Linked DNA regions of Homo sapiens: region 2 is linked to region 1. A link is a loop called in an ENCODE intact Hi-C map of the cell type or tissue named here. Cell type or tissue: dorsolateral prefrontal cortex. All regions are shown on one strand. Links, peaks and the distances in the headings refer to the core of each region. The heading gives the core; the rest is flanking DNA. Region 1 has its middle 300 kb from the start of PNKY. Region 2 overlaps POU3F2 (POU class 3 homeobox 2).

What was found. A loop is a pair of places that touch in the nucleus more often than their neighbours do. Peaks named below come from ENCODE experiments on the same cell type or tissue, not always from the same donor. Only the 100,000 strongest peaks of a DNase experiment are listed, where the experiment ranks them.
Region 2: a loop joins it to region 1, with 3 times the contacts of the local background. A loop is called at or near these places in 1 of 110 quality-filtered maps.

What each region holds. Positions count from the first base shown.
Region 1 is chr6:98,525,942-98,535,934 of GRCh38, forward strand. No RefSeq gene overlaps it. Among named protein-coding and RNA genes, the nearest start is that of PNKY, 300 kb to the right of the region's middle. RefSeq lists enhancers at 1-283, 284-862. In dorsolateral prefrontal cortex, for the core only: no CTCF peak of the experiment used is centred there; DNase peaks (open chromatin) are centred at 3,620 and 5,000; H3K4me3 peaks cover 607 bases.
Region 2 is chr6:98,837,407-98,847,399 of GRCh38, forward strand. POU3F2 (POU class 3 homeobox 2) reads left to right here. Exons shown (of 1, transcript NM_005604.4): 1 at 1-2,052. It overlaps LOC124901364 (a long non-coding RNA gene), which reads left to right and starts at 9,603. Exons shown (of 2, transcript XR_007059690.1): 1 at 9,603-9,993. In dorsolateral prefrontal cortex, for the core only: CTCF peaks have their summits at 163, 2,575 (motif pointing left) and 2,777; DNase peaks (open chromatin) are centred at 2,575 and 3,215; H3K4me3 peaks cover 5,000 bases; H3K27ac peaks cover 5,000 bases; H3K27me3 peaks cover 322 bases.

The sequences.
Region 1 (9,993 bases), core at 1,695-6,694:
TGAGTTTTACCAGCCTGGTGGCTGAGGTTGGAGTCCCGAGATCAGGGCAGGCATCTGGATGCCTAAAGGAAGAATCCAGTCATGTGACATAGAAATTGTTTACTTTCCAAATCACAGTTGCTGCAGCCCAGGAGAAAACTTGTCAAGCCTGCAGGGTGCAAGAAGACAATGGGGGTTTGCTCTGATACGGTAATGGTTGCCTTTGTGTTGCACTAATTGCTCAGCCCCAGTGCTTATTTGGCTCAGCAGTGAGAGGAGGGGTCTTACTTTGGCTTTCTCCAGTTTGATGTAATCTTAGATAAACCTACCAGACTCTTCTTTTCTTAAAATAACGCACCTCAGAATGCGATAGTCTATGTGGTCACTTAAACATAAGAAACCTGCTCAATCAGAGCAAACAGAATTAACGGTTTTAAATGATCAGTACCTGCCCATAATAATAAATAATTATTCATGTAGCAAAGTCAGACAAAGTAGTTTAGCATCATATACAAGATTTTAATCATCTTTAAGGTCCTCAGTCCAAAAGAAATTAATTACATAAGCACCATATATGTCTTTAGTAATATGGAGAATATCCTCCTGCCCTCGCTTGAACAAGAGTCAAGTATACATTACCGGAATCAGTAAAAGGGACAGCCACACTCCAAATCTGGCATCAAGACTTCCCTGTATTCACAAAGAGTAAACAGGGGAGCCTGACAAGCATCAGGACTCGACCTGGATAATGGGCCTTGATCCAATAAACTGTGTTCAATGATTGCTCCAGCAAAGTGGCCGGGCTCTCACCAGACACTCTAAGCTCTTTCTTACAGCACTACAGGGACAGCTCTGACTTCTTCATTAATACGACAACTTTAGCAGCAGTGATTCAGTTACCTATAAAAAATACACTCTATTGACAAAGATTATGTACAGAAAAACAGGAAAATTTAAACAGTGGACTGTGAAAAACATCTGGGAACTTGTCAAAAAAGCAAAAACTAAGCTGCTTCCCCAGAAAATAAGGGAAACACAAGCACAGGGCAACATTTCTCTTTCCTACACAGCTTTGTCATGTGGGGACTTAACCACGAGCACATAGAGGAGCTTTCAGATGTAGCTGTGAGAACTTATACAAATGTATAGAAAGTTCTCTGAAATACCTAAAAATATTGCCATGTACACTTTATAGAACTTTTGAGTTTACAGTGTGTGCTGCTCTTCTATGCATGTCATATAAGGCTAGAGAGAATAAGAGAAAATAAATATTTTTCCTTTACTATCTATTAGTTCTGGGCTAGTCACTTATTTAGTGGGGTTATTTCAGTAGGAGAGAGGGAGCTTGATCATTTCTTTCTAAGAGAACAAACAAGGATGCATACTTTTCAGCTTGTACTGAAAGGTGACTTTATGACAGTTCTTGCTATTCTGCCACCACAGTATTAGATTTTTATTACTGCATAACAAAGGACCACAAATTTAGCAGCTTCTAACACCCATTTATTGATTCACAATTTCCATCTGTTGAAGTGTGGACATGGTGTGACTGGGTTTTCTGCTCAGAGTCTCACAAGGCTAATATTCAGGTGGTATCCATTCTCATCTGGAGCTTACAGTCCTTTTCCATGGTCATGAAGTGGTGGTAGAGTTCAATTCCTTGCGGTTGTAGGACTAAGGTCCCTGTTCCTTTGCTGGCTTTCCTCCAGATGCTAGACTCAGCTCCTAGACAATACTCCCATTTCTTATAATGTGACCCCCTCATCTTCGAAGCTAGCAACAAAGAATCTCCCTTGCATCAAATCCTTCTCACACTTCAAATCTCTTTCTTCAGGAAAAGCCCTGTCCCTTTTAGGGACTCACCTGATTAGATTGGATTCAACCAGGATAATCTCCCTTTCTTAAGGGCAAGTAATTTCAGGCCTTAATTACATCTGCAAAATCTCTTCACAGAAGTTTCAGGAGTAGTGTTTGATTGGATAAGTGGGAGGAGGTGTGTACATACCCAGGGCCAGGACTCTCAGAGGTCTTCTTAGAACTCTATACCTACTAGAACTGCTTGAAAAACTGAAAAGCCTTCAGAAAAAATCCTAACATGACTCTCACCATCAGGCGAATCTTCAAGGAATCTGCTCTGCACCAGTCAAAGATATGGAAGTTCGCCTTTAGGGTTATGGTGATGTGATGGCAAATGCTGGGGCTGCACAATCTCAGTTGTCTTTGAGGATGAGCATAAATGCCCCACCGATGAGCCTGAATATGGAACACAGAGTCTGGGTCACTCTTTCCAGAGGACAGAGAAGCTTGAAAATCAAGTGAGGAAGGGGTTATTTTAACTCCTTTCTTTAATTCTCTGTAAAGGGGAACCAAGCTCCTCTATTCCTAGGCACAAACATGCAAACATGACCAGCTTGGCCTTCTCTTGAAGTTTGCCCCAGAATTGACAAGAGGCAGATAGATCCAGTCACCTGTTATTACTGCAGACAGGCTGTTTAACTCCCCAGTTACATGTGTAAATGACTAAGAGGACACTTCACCCTCATCTCCATAGAATGGCACTTTAGAAAGATAAATTTTATGACCTAATTCTTAGATGCAGACTGAGAAGGAATTAGTTTAAAAAGAAAAATTCTTCTTTTCATAACTTAAAAGTGAAAGTGACCTCAAGGGGCAAAAATGAAACTGAATGTCTTCTTCTTTTTTTTTTTTTTTTTATTACAGTAGGCTTTTTTCCCCGTTTTTTCCTCCATTAAAGTAAAAAAAGCTAACTAAGTCTTAGACAGCTTAGAAGTTTTTTGAATTCTTCTAAGTTCTAACCATAGCTTTGGTCTGGTATTATTCTAAACACTCTCTGGGTTAGATAATTTTTCTTCATTATGAATCTTAAAATGGAAATTTTAACAGGTTAGCACTTCTTTCCCAAGAAGGGAGATCATTAATATGTAAAAACCCATGTGAGGAATAACATCTCCTTGCTCCCCACATTCCCTGCCTCGTCGCCCACCCACTGCCGTGACTACAGGGGCACATGCCCAGTGCCTGATCAATTTCAGAAAACTCAGCTCATGGTCAGAGAATAGGGAAGTGGGGAAGCCTGAGGAGCAGAAACAAAAAAATGGAGATGATCAGAAGGCAAATGAGTGACCAGGGACAGAAAGAGTGTAGAGACGGGGACCTAGTAGCTTGAGGCTTATGGCCTTAGAGCTACATGTGTTCCATCCTTGACAACAGACCATAGCGATCACATGACATTAAGGAGGTTACAACCAATGCAAGCAAGAAAACTAAAATGACAGTCATCTTGGTCAGATAAATGAATTAATAGGAAAACACAGCTATTTTTGCTATGATGCTATCTTTATTATGACAGTTGTCCACTCTTACTCTCTCCTGAACTTATAATAATCATAATCATAATATGTTGATGAATATTATGTGTCCACTTGACTGGATGTCCAGAGAGCTGGTAAAGCACTATCTCTGGATGTGTCTGTGAGGGTATTTCTGGGAGAAATTAGTGTAAGGAAAATGGATATGCTGCAGTCAAGAATAGGCCAAGGCAGACATCTGGTCCGGCGAGACTCAATGACTTTGGAGTGCAGGCGCACAACTCTGCTCATTATGTAGCCACGCCCACATGAGCTCGTGTTTGGCTCAGAGCCGCTATTGTCTGTAAAAGCCACTATTGTCTGGAGAAGGTGCTGAAGCAACTGGAAGCAGAGAGCACCCATAGGGAGTGAGGTTTTGCCAGCGGGTAGACGGGCATTTTTGACTGTGCTGCAAGAAGTGCACACCCAGTCCCTGAGGGATGCAGCGCAGGTGGGGGCCCTCCAGGCACAGGTGGGGCATCTGGAGGCCCAGCCACACAGCTCAGAAAAAGAGTTAGAAGCTGCCATGAATGGGAACCTCCAGGCACAGGTGGGGCACCTGGAGGCCTAGCTACAGAGCTTGGAAAAGGAATTAGAGGCTGCTGGAAATGCAGGCCTGGAGGTCATCGGCAGTACCTAGGGGTCTGCTCCATAAAGAAAGGGAAGATGCCCCACCCGCAGAGGACCCCCCCACACACACAACGAGAGCAAAGGGAGCTCCAACGAGTTACACACTCACAGATGTGGATAGATTTTATTTTGGCCAGGGGTGACAGAGAGAAAATCGATAATCAGCCCAATGAAGCACTCTTAACTTTGTGGAGACAGTTGTCTCCAGAGCAGCAATTCCAGAAAATGCCCAAGGAGGGAGAAGGACATTGCTCTGTGACCCAGTCCCACCCAAGCACTCCAGTTCAAAGACTACATGCTGCAGCCAGGTGGAGGGGTAAAGCCTTTTCTGTTTGATTAAGGAACTAGAAGAGGTGCCCAGCTTGGGGGAACAACGGACAACTGGAGTTCACATGTGGAATTAGTGATCCACTGGTCCCCCACCAATGTATAGTGGGTGCTGGCACTGGCGGATACTGGCGCAGATTGCAGCCTTGTTTATGGGAACCCGGATAAATTTCTGGGCAAACCTGCTCACATTGACGGTTATGGAGGCCAGTCAGTGAAAGTGAAATCTGTATCTCTGCATCTTGGCATCGGCTGTTTGGCTCTCCGTTTATATACTGTTTATGTCTCTCCCATACCGGAATACATTCTCGGGGTGGATGTTTTACATGGCTTGGCAGCTGTTCTATCACAGATTTGATGAATCGCTTGATGACGGAGTTGGGACAGTACTACTGTGGTGGGCTTAGCTATTGCATTTGTTTTTCTAGAGAGCCAGGAACAGTTTGCCTTCAGGGTAGGGCAACAATGGACTTTCACAGTGTTGCCACAGGGCTGTATGCATAGCCCCACCATATGTCATGGTCTTGTTGATAATATTATGTTAGCCTCTGATTCTCTTGCAGATTTAGAAGCAGCAACACTCCTCTTGCCTGAGATTGGAATGATGTGGCTGAGACCGCCTTCCTGGCAGCCAAGCAGGCTATTCAGCCGGCACAAGCCCTACAGCTGGTTGACAAGGGGTGCCCGTTTGAGCTGGATGTGCATGTGACCACAGATGGTTTCGGTTGGGGCCTGTGGCAACACGTGGAGTGCCTGAGAATGCCAGTAGGCTTTTGGTCCCAACTGTAGAAGGAGCTGAGCTCCAGTATTCCTTGATGGAAAAGCAGCTAGAAGCTGCATGTGCCACCCTTCAGGCTCATGAGAGTGTGACAGGATGGGCAACAGTCATCATGAGGGCAACTTACCCAATAGTGGGGTGGGTGCATTCATGAGTGACAAACCCCCGGACTGGGACAGCACAGACACCCACTTTAGCAAAGTGGGTGCTTACTTACAACAGCAAAGTATGATGAATACAAGCCCCTTAGCAGCAGAGTTGCAAGAGGTCTTGGGACCTGTAGTCCTAATGCAAGATAAGGCCATGGGGCCTGAGGCACCCTTAGACCTGAAGCCTTCACCTTTTAAGGAAAGGCACCCCCCATTTCTGATGAGGAATGGTATAAGGATGGGTCTAGCCAGGGTGCTGCTACTGCCTGGACTGCTGTCATGGTCCAGCTAGTACTGACACCATATGGTTTGATACCAGCTATGAACAAAGTAGCCAATGGGCTGAACTCAGGGCAGTGTGAATGGTGATCACCAAGGAGGTGACACCTGTGGTAATCTACACCCATAGCTGGGCAGTTTATCAAGACTTAACCTTGTGGTTAACTACCTAGAAGTTACAGAAGTGGCTAGTCGGTCACTGGCCCATGTAGAGTCAAGCCACGTGGCAAAACCTATGGGAGGAAGGATGACCTCCTCCGGCCAGATATGGGGACAAACGGTAACCTGTTGTTGGCTGCCCCAACGCCCCTAAAGGTAGGGAAATAAAAACCTGGCTTAACGTATAAAGCAACATTGGGGTAATGTCACCATAGGGTGGTTGCCTGCCATAACCTAGAGTTGTTGCCCCCTGTATTACTGCTGTGTCCTCTGGGTCCAGGGTTCCACCCTGTGGGTGGGTCTCCCCACTAGAAAAACTCCCTCAGCCTAGGAGGTGGAATACATTCCTATGTATCAGACCTGTCTGTCCAGGGCCTGTGCGCCCTGAGCCTGCATACAAGGCCTATGTGTCGGACCTGCATGTTTGGGGCCTGTGTGCCCAGAGCCTATGTATGAGGCCTATTTGTCAAACCTGTGTGTCCAAAGCCTATGTCTCCCTCAGCCTAGTGGGTGGAGTATAAAGAAAATGGATGTGCTGTGGTCAATAATAGGCCAAGGCAGACATCTGGTCCAGCATGACTCAGAAAGTTTGGAGCGCAGGTACACAACTCCATTCATTATGTAACCACACCTCATGAAGTGCATTAGGTGATTACCCACATGAGCTCGTGCTTGGCTCGGAACCACTATTGTCTGTAAAAGGTATAATTACCCTGCTAATGCTGTACGTATGGCTCACACCCAGACTCACTCCTGGCCAGAGAGAGAGTAAATCAATGTCGAAACTTTCTACGATTCCTCAAGTGTTTTTCCAGCTACCTGCCACTCGCCCACCAACTCCCCTTGGGCCTCAGTTAGAACCTGACATTAGCATTTGGATCAGTAAGAAGTGAGAGGAAGATCACTCTCACGAATGTGGGTAGGCATCATCCAGTCTATTGAGGGCACCAATAGGACAAAAGCAGGAAAAGGGGCGAATTTGCTCTTTGCTTGAACTGGGATATCCATCTTCTACCCTCTAAATCAGCCCTCCTGATTCTTAGTTCTTGCAGTCTGGACTGGAACTATACCACAGGCTTTCCTATACCACAAGCTTTCCTCCAGCTTACAGAGAACAGATTGTGGGACTTCTCAGCCTTCATAATTTCATGAGTCCATTTCTCCTGAGAAATCTTTCTTTGTATCTGTCTCTCTATATCTATGTATTTAGGTTCTGTTTCTCTGCAGAACCCTTATACAAACGGAAAACTCATATGCAACACATGTCTATACCAAATATTGTTCTAAAGTGCTTTATGTTAACTCATTTAATCTTCACAACAACACATAATATAGGTTATATTATTATCCCTATTTTAAAGAGGAGGAAAATGAATTCAAAGTAACTTGATCAAGGATATTTGGTAGTAAATGGTCCAACCAGAAATCTGTGGAAATCAAAGTTAATTATGTATAAAAAGGGAATATGCTGCTATGGGCACCACAATAGTCTCCACAGCTCAGTATCTTGCTTTTATATATTTCATAAAAGAATGTGAGCTATAGAGGAGAATACTATGCATATAGAAGTGGAATAGAAGAAAAATTGAAACATGTTTCCTAATGACAAATAGATGATACATATGGATATTAAACTGAATAACTTCCTCTTTGGCACGGTAGGGATTATTATTTTTTCATTATTAAATTAAACGTGGTAGCTAGATGTGAATCCAAGAAGCTACAAAATGAGAAGTTCCACAATGTCATGGGGTAAGCAATACTAGGTGCCAGGACATCCGGGTTCAATTCTTACCATTTAGCCATGAAACCGTTATTGTCTTGACCAGTTTGTTTTGTACAATAGATATAAAAAATGCCCCCACTTAGTTTATGTTCGTAGGTTCTTAGTAAGTGAAATAAAAGATAGATGTACATGTATTTGGAAAAGAATACAATTCTCTAGAAGAATAGTGTCTAAAAATAAGTTTCCAAGTATGCATACGTGTTTGCAAAGTTGCCTACATTTATACAAAAGAAAGAGAGGAAAGAGCTCATGGCAGAAATGGTTCAGGATCCCATTTTCTTACATAAAGAACAGGGACCATGGAGATTCAACTGGTTCGTATTAGTGATCTCCATTCATAGATGAACTGTCACCAGTAGAGCATATTACTGAGAGGAGAAAGAATCATCATGCTTACATCCATGAACAAAATGAAATCCCAGACAGGCTTTATCTGAAACACCAAGACATTGAAAGGAAAAGGAAATACCCAAATGCTGGCTGGCTTTTGCAGCTAGTTACTAGCCATCTATATACAAAGACATAGAAATTGTAGTACATGTATTCTGAATTGCTATATCCTTCTAGAATCAACAGCAAAAAACAGATATACTCAATCACATTTGAAGGATAAAATTTTCCATTAGCCTTATTATCTTTTACATATGTAGATGTCTCTTTTCAGTGGGAGTCAAAGTTATTTACAAACCACAAAATGTATTTTCTAATTCTTCTTCCTATCTATCAAAAACACAAAGGAATACAAAAACCTTGGCAATGCAATGTTCTTATTAATTGCAGAAAATTTTCAAAGTATATTCAATTCAACAACTTTTTTTTTTTTTTTTTTTTTTTTTTTTTGACCAAGTCTCACTCTGTCGCCAGGCTGGAGTGTAGTGGCACAATCTCGGCTCACTGCAACCTCCACCTCCTGGGTTGAAGTGATTCTTGTGCCTCAGCCTCCCAAGTAGCTCACCCAGCTAATTTTTGTAGTTTTAGTAGAGACAGAGTTTCACCATGTTGGCCAGGATGGTCTCAATCTCCAGACCTCGTGATCCACCCGCCTCGGCCTCCCAAAGTGCTGGGATTACAGGTGTGAGCGACTGCTCCAGACTACGTCCAGCCCAATTCAATAACTTTTAAGTTAAGTGAGTATGATTTGTGTTTATTATGCTGAATATGTGTAAGAAATATACAAAAAAATCTACAAAGACACAATCCAAGTAGGGCACCAAAGCAGGTGAAAGTAAAGACGGTATAAGACAATGCTTATACAACAAGAAAATTGCCATGTCAGATGGCCTTAGGTATGAAGAAGACATTTGATCTGAGCCTTTCAGAAGACTTTTACCAGGTGTAGGCTGGAAGCAGACATCCAGGGTTAGGGTGCACTGTAAGGAAAAGTATAAGAATAGACTGGAACAGAGCTTTACAGGGAAGACTGGAGAGCATAAAATGGATAGAGGCAGAAATGAGAGCCTACACAGAGGGACACAGTTTATAAAAGATATTGAAAGCCAAGCTACCAATTTTAACAAGATGTTTCAGCTGAACCATTGAAGGATTTTGAAAGTAGCCATTCTATAAATGAAGCTGTGCTTTAGGAAAATTCATCTTACATCACTGTGGGATCAGTTTGAACAGGGAAAGACTCGAGATCATGACCAATCAGAGATGACTGCACTAGGATAGGCAAGAGGTACAGCAAATTAGGACAGAAATGTAGGAATGAGACAGAAAGAAAGACATGGCAAATGGTGCAAAAGAACAGGCAGAATTTTATTCTGCAAGTATATAATATCTGTGAAATCACAATACTGTAAATGATGTTAATTTGTTTTGTTTTATAATTAACTGACAAATTATGGAAAATCTCTGTTACAAGAAAAGAGAAGGGCAACACTGTTCACTTTCACGATATCAAAATAATGGCATTGCTATCAGAGACCAGGAGGCAGAACAGGGAAGAGGTGATGGAAAAGCTGTGAGCGTTAATGTCCTTATCTCTCCTGATGAGGGGTCAAGAAATACTGCTCATGTTTGATCAGACAAAAAGTAGAGGTCTAAACAGAGTTATTGAGGTTCTAGAGTCAACCAGTGAAGGCATTAAAGCTAGTATCATAACTAGGTTGGGGGAAGCTGGAGAAGGGATGGTGTGAGCAATATAAATCCTCATACGAGGAGGTCGACAACACCTACAGTTGATAAATTGAGAAATAATAGCACAAATACATTCTTTAGAGCTATAAATCTTACCAAAAGGCCAAGAAACAAAGAAAGAGAGAGAAAGACACAGAGAAAAAAGGAAGGAAGGAAGGAAGGAAGGAAGGAAGAAATAGTGAGCATGCCTGGGATGGGGCAAGGGGTTGTTATTTTGTCACAAATTCTTCTATAATCATTTGATTTTGAACCATGCACATACATTGTTTTGATTAAAAATATAAATTAAAAATTTTAAAAACTGAATTTATGAGATTTGACAACAGTTTCAACAGAAAAGGAAGAGTCAGAGGATGACTAATTTTCACATCTACTTTACTGAGAGTTTGGTGAGTGAAA
Region 2 (9,993 bases), core at 1-5,000, 310 kb after region 1:
TAAACTTTGTTTCTCTAATAGCTTTTTTTTTACATAAAAAAAGACCCAGGAACTTAATAGTGTATGCATAAGACTGTGTTTTTTAGCACACAGATACCCACAGCATACACTGACGATCTCCACGCAGTAGACAGGTTTTGTCTTCACTAGCTCATTTGTTTATCAAGTCATATTTAGGGTCCCACACCCTCTTTTCCTGTAATTTATTGCAGAATACACCACTTTGACTTGGACAGCTTTCTGCCCCCTCTTTCACTAAGGAAGGCAAATGAAGTGAAAAAAAAAAATGCCATTTTCAATCCTTCCTTTCTCCCCTTTGTTAATAGTTTTAAGTGAATTTTTGACCTTATCTTAATGGAAAACGGTTAACTCCAAACACAAAAGACTCTACTGGAAAGTGTAGGTGAAAAAACTTGTAACTGTATTGAAAATAAATACCATTAAACTGTGATCAGTTAAAATTTAAAAGAAAAATCAGCACAAAAGGGCGCTAAAAGGGAAAACACTTTTTATTAATCTTAAAAGTTTGGGGGTTTTTTTCCAGTTAGGTATTAGATAAATTTTTATTTTAAAAAATGAAAGTCTCACTACCATAAAATTATGGTTCAGCATCAGATTAGCATTGCACTCAGTAGTCTTTAAGGTTTTAGGAAATATGCTTTATATTGTCTTTTCAAACACCTGTGATTGTTTCATTTTCCATGTTTTTGCAAGATAAATGGTGACTTATAATGGGCATATTTATTTGCCTGTATTTCATTTCCCCCAATGAATGTCACAAGGAGATGGGCACGGAGCTGCTTCGGGTGCATCACGCTGCTCGTTCCTGAGGTATGGGAACTGGCCTTTAGTGAAGCTATCCAGAGCAGGGCAAATAGCCACTGGTAAAGGGAGGAAATGAATTTCCAGATACTTATTACCAAGTAGGTAAGGTCAGAAGCTGGAGTTCAGAGAATGTGTCTACAGCTTCTCTGACTCTTATAGGTTTACTAAGATGAAAGTTACCACTGAACCTTACCACTATGTATATATGTTTAATATCTGTCTTTTGAAATGCAGAAATAGTTTAAATGTTTCTTTGTCTATTTTTCTTTTTTTTTAATGCTACCCAGGGAAATATTTTCATATCATTTTTAAGTGGCCTGCCTCAATGTATATTTATTTCTTTTGAAACAAAAAGGTTCTGGAAACTGTTTTTCTGTAGCTTTAAATGAATAGGTGAGCAAAATCTATATGGGATGTAATTTTTTTGTTCAGTCTCTTAAAAAATACTTTGTTTTGGTACATTTGGTTGTGCTTGTGGGGAAAATAAAAACGCAGAGATCCTTATATATTTATGTTAAAGTAATATTTTATTATCTACATAAAACAGAAATGCACAATACCTTCATAGTTTGTTCTAATTATTGAAATATCTTTATTTTATTTTTAAAGATAGTGCCAAGTTTTAAGGGGGGAAAACCCTAGACCTTAAATTGACTGAGTTGAGTTGTGTGTAAAACACTTCCCTTCCTTTATACTTCATAAAGTTTTGGAATAAATTTTATGCATATACTGCCAGATTTGATGTTCATAACTTTCAGAGGCTTTTTTTTTTTTTAATGGAGACTACTGGTCTAATTCACTTTACTTTGCAAAAACTATCAGTCCCAAATCTTTCAGTCACTATGCCTGTAGCATTAAATTGAAATGGTCATTGGGTTTGAGCTTCAATTTGCTTGCCATTTCATGGTCCTACAAAGAGATGTTTGTCCCCTTTAAACATATGCAGATATGCCTGCATCTTCTTTCCAGGTTAACTATACCTTATTCGATTGTGCTGTTTTGGAGAACATCAGTGGAACTAGGTGGACTTTGATCTCTACCCATAGGTCCTCAAATAATTTGGGATCTACAGAAAAGCAGGATTTAGTAGATTATTATTTTTAATAATTTACAAATATCTCTTAACAAAGAATAACCCTGATAGTATACTATTGTGAGTTTACTAAATGATTAGAAGTAGATCCTATACATTATTCCTGTTTGGTTTGCATAAAAAGATGAATTTTACAATGGTTTATACAATTGTGTCTATTTTTCATTAGGCATACAAATGGGCTTTAAAGCAAGTAAAGAAAAAAAAAGAACATATGGGAGAGATTCAAGCCGTGATGCTAATAACAGATTGTTTCAGACAATCTTAGATGAAACAGTACCAAAATCCGTTTTAAGGTTAGTGAGAATTTCAAGCAGTGTTGGATCAGTTTACAAGTTTGCTGATGTATTTAAAGCCCTCCTTGGAACATTGGTTTAAGTATAAATGTCCATTTTGAAAAGTAGTTTCTGGGCTTATTACATCTGATCATCTTTTCTAACTCCTAGTCAATATTACATGGGTCTCAAACAGATTCCACCAAATGATCTTATCAATAGTCTGAATGAGAAGCGACAGAAAGAAGAAGTGTTTTGTGACCGCAGATATGCTGATGGGTAAAATGTTTAAGCTGGGTATAGATTTGAGTTCTGGGTCAATATTCTCCTCCACTGCAGGCAGAAAACAAGCAGCATCTGCCCTCTGCAGGGCATTTTAGTGGACCTTGAGAAGGCATTTTTGTTCTTAGCCACAGGGGCTGCTGAGTGGAAACCATCACATGTTAAACGTGCACACCATGGTTTTGACCCATGCTTTCTGTTCAGATCCTAAGGCTACTCGAATAGTTGCCACACTGGTTTGGGGAATGTATTACACACTAAGGTGGAAAACCCCATCACTGCCACTGGGAGAAATTTCTGGGGCAGTTGCCCCTAAGATGTTGGCTAGCCGTCACAACAAACCCTTTCTTTCTCCTAAGACAATGCAGAATACAGCTATCCCAAAGACCTCCTGTGTTTCTTCAAAATATGTTACTTGTAAAATTTATGTAATAATATGGGGGAGAAATGACCATGTGAAAAAGAGTTATGTGAAGGTCAGATGGAGGGAATAGCCACAAATAATATTACGTTTGGCCGTCCTAAACATTCTCGGTTCCCACGAAGTAGCCGCCTTTATATTTCAGATGGTAGCAACAAAAGCACTGTTCTCTTCCTCTTCCCTTCCTGCTCCTACCAGTGGAGGCCACACACTGGTTGGCAAAATTTCTGGTGAAATGGCTTTGGTAAAGACACTCATCTACCTTCTTTTTTCAAAAGCAACTAATAAAGAGATGCAACAGCAGCAATGGGGGAGGGGGTGGCATTTGGGTGCATTGGTACCTGCACGTATGTCTATATGCTGCATTCATTTGCTTTTCACTTGCCTTACTTTGGAGGCAGTTTGAGTAGTGCTGGGGAGCCAGGTTAAATTATCTTTCTATCACTAGTCTCTGTGATTTGTCTTGGTTGAATTTTCAAACAGTTTATAGAACTCTGTTCTACATTCTATTGAATTTCAACACAAGTTTAAAAATCAGGCAAAGAATGGAACTTGTACAGAAAAAGAAAGAAGGCTGGTGAAGTGAGGGTCAAAGGTAAAAGTGATTCTTTGGGTCTGCTTGTATATTTCAGTGAGTAGGGCAAAGGACAGTGTTTATTTAAAATGAAAGAAAAAGATGCATCTTGGAGTACTATGAATCTTGATATTATAACTAAATGGAATGTACAACTAAGTTTTTTATAAACATTTTCCCTGTTTAGGAAAGTTTACTTTTCAATGATGCATATTCTTTTAACAAGGGGCAGATGGCCATAGGAAAGAATCAGGGCTTCTGCTACCTATTCCCACCATTTGATTCAGGATGGGAAACAAGGCAAAAGTGGCAGGGGCCTGCCACCCAGCTAACAAATCATGGAATTAACTGACCCAGGTTTTCAGAACTGGTCCTGTGTTATTTTAATGCCTCCTTATCAGGCAGGCATGAGGGTACCAGAAAATGGCTTTTTTCATTTTCCTAAGGCCTTGCTTGGCTGATAAGGAGATAAGGAAACAATGAATATTTTAACATTTTTCTGGTGTTTGGTGGGAAACTGGGAAATTTGTTCCCTCCTTTAAAAGAAGAAAAGTTAATAAACTTAATCATATAGTACCTTCCTTTATCTTAAAGACACCTCTGCTTGACTTAGCTGTTAGAGGTTTTAGAAATAATTTAATATCCCATCAAAACAATCCTGGCCTCTTTTATTGTTCCTAGAATTCTGATTGTTGGTAAGATTAAGTTGCCTTTCTTTTTTTTAAAAAAAAAAGGTCTGAAATGTTATTTAATACACCAGTAAAAGTGCATCTATAGCCTAAAGTTTATTCCTTCCATGTCTTTCTGAGTTTTTATAGCTCTTTGTCTGGGATTTGGGGAGGGGGGGACTTCCATATGCGGTTTGTGCGTGAAGAGCCTAGGCTCTGGAGTGGTCTCTAGTTGGCGGCAAACAGCTCTCTGCTCTCAGAATGGGGAGCTGTCACCTAGAAAAAAAGAAGGAAATAAATCCCCCACAAAGACGTAGTTGTCACCAATTTTAGGAAGACAGGGGAGCACTAGGACCCCATCTGAGGGATATGGAGGGGATTTTGATTGTTATGAATTGTATAAGATTAACTCTCTGTGTGTCGAGCGACGGCAATAGGAAATCTCACTGTGGACTAAATTTGAATTTGCGTCCTTTTTTATTTGGGTAATGTATTTTTCCTCCCACCAGTGTTTCCTTTGGGTTTGTTGTTTAAAAAGGAAAGAAGGAAAAAAAGGCCACACAACAAAAAATATGGCCACAGAGACTTTGGCAGGAGGATGGGAAAAAGAAAGTTTCTTGTGGGTTTGTAACACAAATTAGCCATTGTAAATCACTGGGCTTCAAGGTTCAGGCAAATCTATGTGGAAAGTGTTAGGAGTTCTTTTCCTCCTCCTGTTAAGAAATCTCATTTCGTCAGGGGAACTGTTATGTTCTACAGCACATGATTCTGGAGACAATTATTTGGCATTAATAACTTTTTGTTGATGTTGTTCCCCTAACAAATATTGCTTCAAAATTGGTGCAGCACCTGGACAAGGCGGGCGAGTGTGCTGCCGGCCAACATCTGCTCCTTGCCCAGTCGCAAAAGAGGTACCTTGGCCTTGCCGCGCACCCCCCACCTCGGGGACCCTGGCCGCTGTCGCGAAGGCCCAGACAGCCTAGCTCGGCCGCGCGGGGAGGAGAGAGACAGGGAAAGGAGCGGGGCACTCCCTGCACTCCCAGCCCCGGCCTTCGCTCGGGACGCTGCCAACAGCCCCTGAGTTCCTGCCTGGAAATCAGGGATTCTCTGCGGCTCCCCAGGCTTCGACGCCCGGACCCCCAGGGGAAGGGTCAACAGCTCGGACGTCGAGCTGTTCCACTCTATCGCTTCCCAAGGAAGCGGGCTAGGGGTAACGGGCACGGTTGGTGGGTTTGCCCCCAGCAGAGGCTAGCGGTGGCGATTAGGAGTCCAGATGTCTTGGGTATAGCCGTCGCCCCGGGAAAGTGGGCTCTAGACGCAGGAGTTGGCAAGCCCTCTCTGGGGGCACGCGTGGCTGGGGCAGAGGTGCAGTGGGCCTAGGAGTGACAAGGGTTCGAGGCCCGGAGGAGAGTCTCCTAGCTTTTTGCCTGCCCGGCTTTTCCACTTGACTCTGCAGAGTCGGGCCCAGGACATTGCACCTGCATGGCAGAGGCAACTGTGGAAGATGGTGCCCCAAGAGAAAGAGGGAGATGAGACAAGTGCAGGAAGACTGGAGAGGAAAGGGGGACAGCTGCCCAGGGAAGTACAGTAATCTGGGCTTTTCCTGCTTTTTTGAGGGGGGCGGGCGGTATTTGTGAGAATGAAGGGGGACAGCTGAGAGCTGGGGAGCAAAGTTCTGAGGCAGGTTTCCTTCAGCTCCCACCCATCAAACTTCTGGGTGTTTCTGACCTCAGCTCCCTGCTTCCAATGAAGAGGAACCTACTCTTTAAGAGCTGAAGCACGGGGGAAAACGAATTCTTAGACCCCCTGGAAACCACTCCCCTGCTGGGCCTAAAGTCAGTTCCCTAGAGAAGGGAGCCCGGGAGACCCTCTGGGCACCCCGGCATCTCAAGCCAGAGCTGAGGGCCCGGAAAGTGAGGGGCCGCGCCTCAGTACTGGAGGCCTAGAGTCCATCTCCGCGAACTGGGGGCTCTCAGGGCCCGCAGAAATCCCCCTTAGCCCTCCGAGGCCCCTGGAAGGAGTCGCCCCGGGAGAGGAAATCACTCAGCTCTGAAAAGCGTCGCAAACGGGCGGTGGGAGAGTTCTAAAGCGGCCTTTCGCCTCTCGGAGGAGGTGAGGCCGAGCTGGGGATGTGCGGGTTTGGGGCCCAGAACTGCACCGCAGGGCCGCAGAGGCGGGAAGCTGGCCGGAGAGGAGTGGGAAGGCGACCAAGGGCAGCAGCAGGGGCTCCTGCGGGGCGCAGGTCTGTGCTGGCGCCGGGCCTGGCCTCTGCAGGCTCGGCGGAGCCTCCCGATTGCTCCCGCCGCACCCGCCCGCGGCCACTCACCCGGCCCCGCGGCCAGCCCGGGCGGGGTCGCACGCAAACAAGGATGCTTCTATTTACTCGCCTCTGCCTGTAGATTTCTAAGACATTCAGCAGGCACAATCATTAAACTAATTTGTGTTTGATTGTTTGGGCGGACGGAGGGTAGTTTTATTGCGCTAAGCATTCAAGCAGGCACGCATCGCTGATTACCAGTATACATTAAATAAAGTTGTTTGTACACATTGTCTTACCACATATAGGCAGAGGCTTATTATTCTAATTACTCTAATTAGTGCATTGAAATGTTTTCTACTTGATTTGAGGAGACAGTGATTAGTTCTATTACTTCTTTTAACTCGTATTTTATGGAAAACTGTTGGTGCATGTTCAAATTACTTTATTTGCCCCTGGAATATAACGCTGACCCAAATGCAGTGAACTGCACGGCCCTTGTGGGGCCCCAACTTTGATGTGGGCCTCGGCTTGGAAGAGGCGTCTGTTATTTATTATTTCCCTCCCACCAGCGTAGCCTGGTCTCCCAGCGCCGTGCCCGCCGCCCCCGCCCCATCCTGCGCCCCAGATGCGCGCCCCGCTTGGACCAGTCCGAGCAGAGGGGGGTTCCGAAATCTGCTCGGACGCAGCATCGCTGGCCGCCTGCCCCGCTAGTTCCCCGAGTGCGATTACTTTTTAAAGGCTCCTTTAAGCATATTTCCGTGAATCTGTTTCTTGTGCTTTAATGTTACTATTAATTGATAAGATCAGCTCATCAAACATACTATTTCGATAGGGAATTGTAATTAAAACCTTAATCCTGTTTGAGACTTTCTTCTCTCTCTAAATTCCTTTTTCTTATGAAAGGGGTGCAAAGTTCACTACAAAAAGTACTATAACAGGGAGATTAATTCGTTATCTAAATAACAATCTTTGCTATTGATCCAACGTACTTTCCGCCACCTTTTGTGTTGGTCCGGGAGGCCCTTAAAAAAGAGAATATACAAAGCAGAAGATCTGGACCAAGCCCCACCGACTCCGATAGACTTGGGAGAGCGAGGGGATCCGCGGTCCGCCCCCCTTAACCACAGTCTGAGGAAGCTTCAGAAGTGGGTCCTGGCCGTCCCAGGCGATGCCACTGGGGAAGCGCAGCGCTAGAGCCGCGGGCCTGGGAGCCGGGCTCCTCCACAGTCCTCTCCCCTCGCAAAGGGAGATCTGATCTGCTCAGTCTCTAGGTAAATATTCGACCGATTCTGCTTTTACTTTTAATATTTAAACTTGGATTATCCCGTCTCCAAATGCGCGTTCCTAACCTTTGCCAGTGGCTGGGATGTAATAAATCCTGGCGGGGCCGGGGCGCTCAGCCTCCCCAGGTCGCGGCCGCTGCCTCCCTCCCCCGTCCCGCCCCGCCCCGCGGGCCCCGGCCTGTCCGCCCCTCGCCGCCCGCAGCGAAAGCCGCGCCGGAATGAAATCAGCGCCTCCCCGCAGCTGACGGCTGAGCATCCTGGGCGCTGGCAGGCGGGGGAGGCCGCCCTTTATCCCGGCTGAGGAGTCCTCGGGGGCTGCAGATGGAGCCGCGGCTACCCGGAGGAGAAAGAGCCCGGCTTCGTGGAGGCAGCAGCCCCCAGGCATAGGAGGGGGTAGCAAGTGGGGCCAGGGGCCGGGAGGTTGGGCGGGGTCTATGGTTTGTATGTGTTGGGTGGCGGGTCGGGGAAGGTACCCTTTCCAAACCTATCTCCCCTCCTCGCTAGCCCTTTTAAAAAGGTGGTGGCCCCAGTTTGAGAATAAGCCCCAGCGTCTCTGAAGCCACGAGGACCGTTTGTGCTCCCAAGTCAACTCAGTATTCCGAGATTTTCTTCTTTTCTAAGAGCTTCACCCCCTCCCCACACCCTCCTTCTTTCCGTCTAACAAAGTCTTCTTTCCCCCACGCACAGACTTGTTATGTAACAAAGTCTCCCAGGCGAGTTTAACTGGAGAATAAAGGACACCCTAGCCCCACCCCTCCTTTCCTTTCCCTTCCCTCCTTCCTCCCCGCTCTCTTCCCTCAGTGCATCTGTTCTCCAGGACTTCTGTCCTCGCACCCAAGAAAGCGGCGGGCCTTAGCCGAGTAGAACTTTGGCGCCCCACAGTGGCATCGGCTCGGAACTACCTTTGATTTTACAGCCTCCCAGTCAGCACAACTGTTTTTGTTTCAGATCCAATTCTCCTTCCCCTTACTCCTCTCCTTCCTCACTCTACATTCTTTCCCTCAACCCCTCCTAGGCAAACACTTATGAAGGTGACTACGCATATGACCCCTACAAGGGTTTCTAAACATTTAGTTCTAGGTAATTCCTGAGTAGATATTTGAAAAGTTTAGCCAGAAAAGACACTACGTTCTATACCAGAAAAGTTCCCAAAGGTAGGAAGAAAGAATCACTTCCCCAGTTCCTTAGTTCCTACATGTTGAGGCTGTAGCAGATAAGTCTTTAGTCTCTCTAAGGAGCCTCAGCTTTTGGCAGGCATTAAGACCAGAATACCAGGTTAGAAGCCACGGTTAATAACAGGTACAATGCTTCAATCAGCAAAAATGGAGTCCAGCAAATGCTATTTTAACCCAGCCCAGTTTTCATCAGACACTTCTTGCTCTATAGTAGGTTTGTTCAGTTTTACCACTCAAAAGTGAGTTTTTTAAAAAGTGGATCACTTGAACAGAAACTCATCCATGGAAGAATTTTCCAGACTAGGGAAAACATTCCCCTAGAAACTCCCACCAAAGGTATCAGTTCAGCCTGTGGAGCTGAACTTTGCTTCCCTCAGAGCCCAGTGCATTTGTCCTCCCATACTATGGGCCATTTGCACCATGAATGTTGTTTTCTCCCTCCGCCTTTATCCAAAGTAACACGACAAGGAGAAGAAGAGAAAGGACATGGACTTCAGGCAGATCCCAGCAGTATTAATGGAACTGGGCAAAGGATTTGCAGTCAGAACACATGTGTTTGTCTATACTTCTATGCTTACTAACCAGCAACGGGGGAAAGTCAGTTGACATCTTCAGATCTCAGTTTTCTCATGTGCAGAATGTGGATAATATTCCTTTTTAAACTTTGCAACAGGGTTGAAGTAAGGCTCGGATGAAATAATGTATATGAAAGCATTGTATAAATTACCGCAAATCCAACCTGAAGCACTACTGTTGCCAACTCCAATGGAGGTCTTTGCTGTGACTAATAAGAAATGTTTGTTGTTTTGTTTTTTGAGACAGGGTCTCTCTCCATCGCCCAGACTGAATTGCGGTGGTGCAATCATAGCTCACTACAGCCTTGAACTCCTGAGCTCAAGGGATCTTCCCATCTCAGCCTCCACAGTAACTAGGACTATAGGCATGTGCCACCATGTCTCACTTTGTTGCAGAGTCTGGTCTGGAACTCCTAAACTCAAGCAATTCCCCCACCTCAGCCTCCCAAAGTGCTGGGATTATAGATGTGAGCCACTGTGCCCGGCTTAAGAAATGTTTTCTAACTTAAAAATAACCATATAGCCTTACGTCTATTTGTGTGGGGGAAGAGAAATGCAGGAC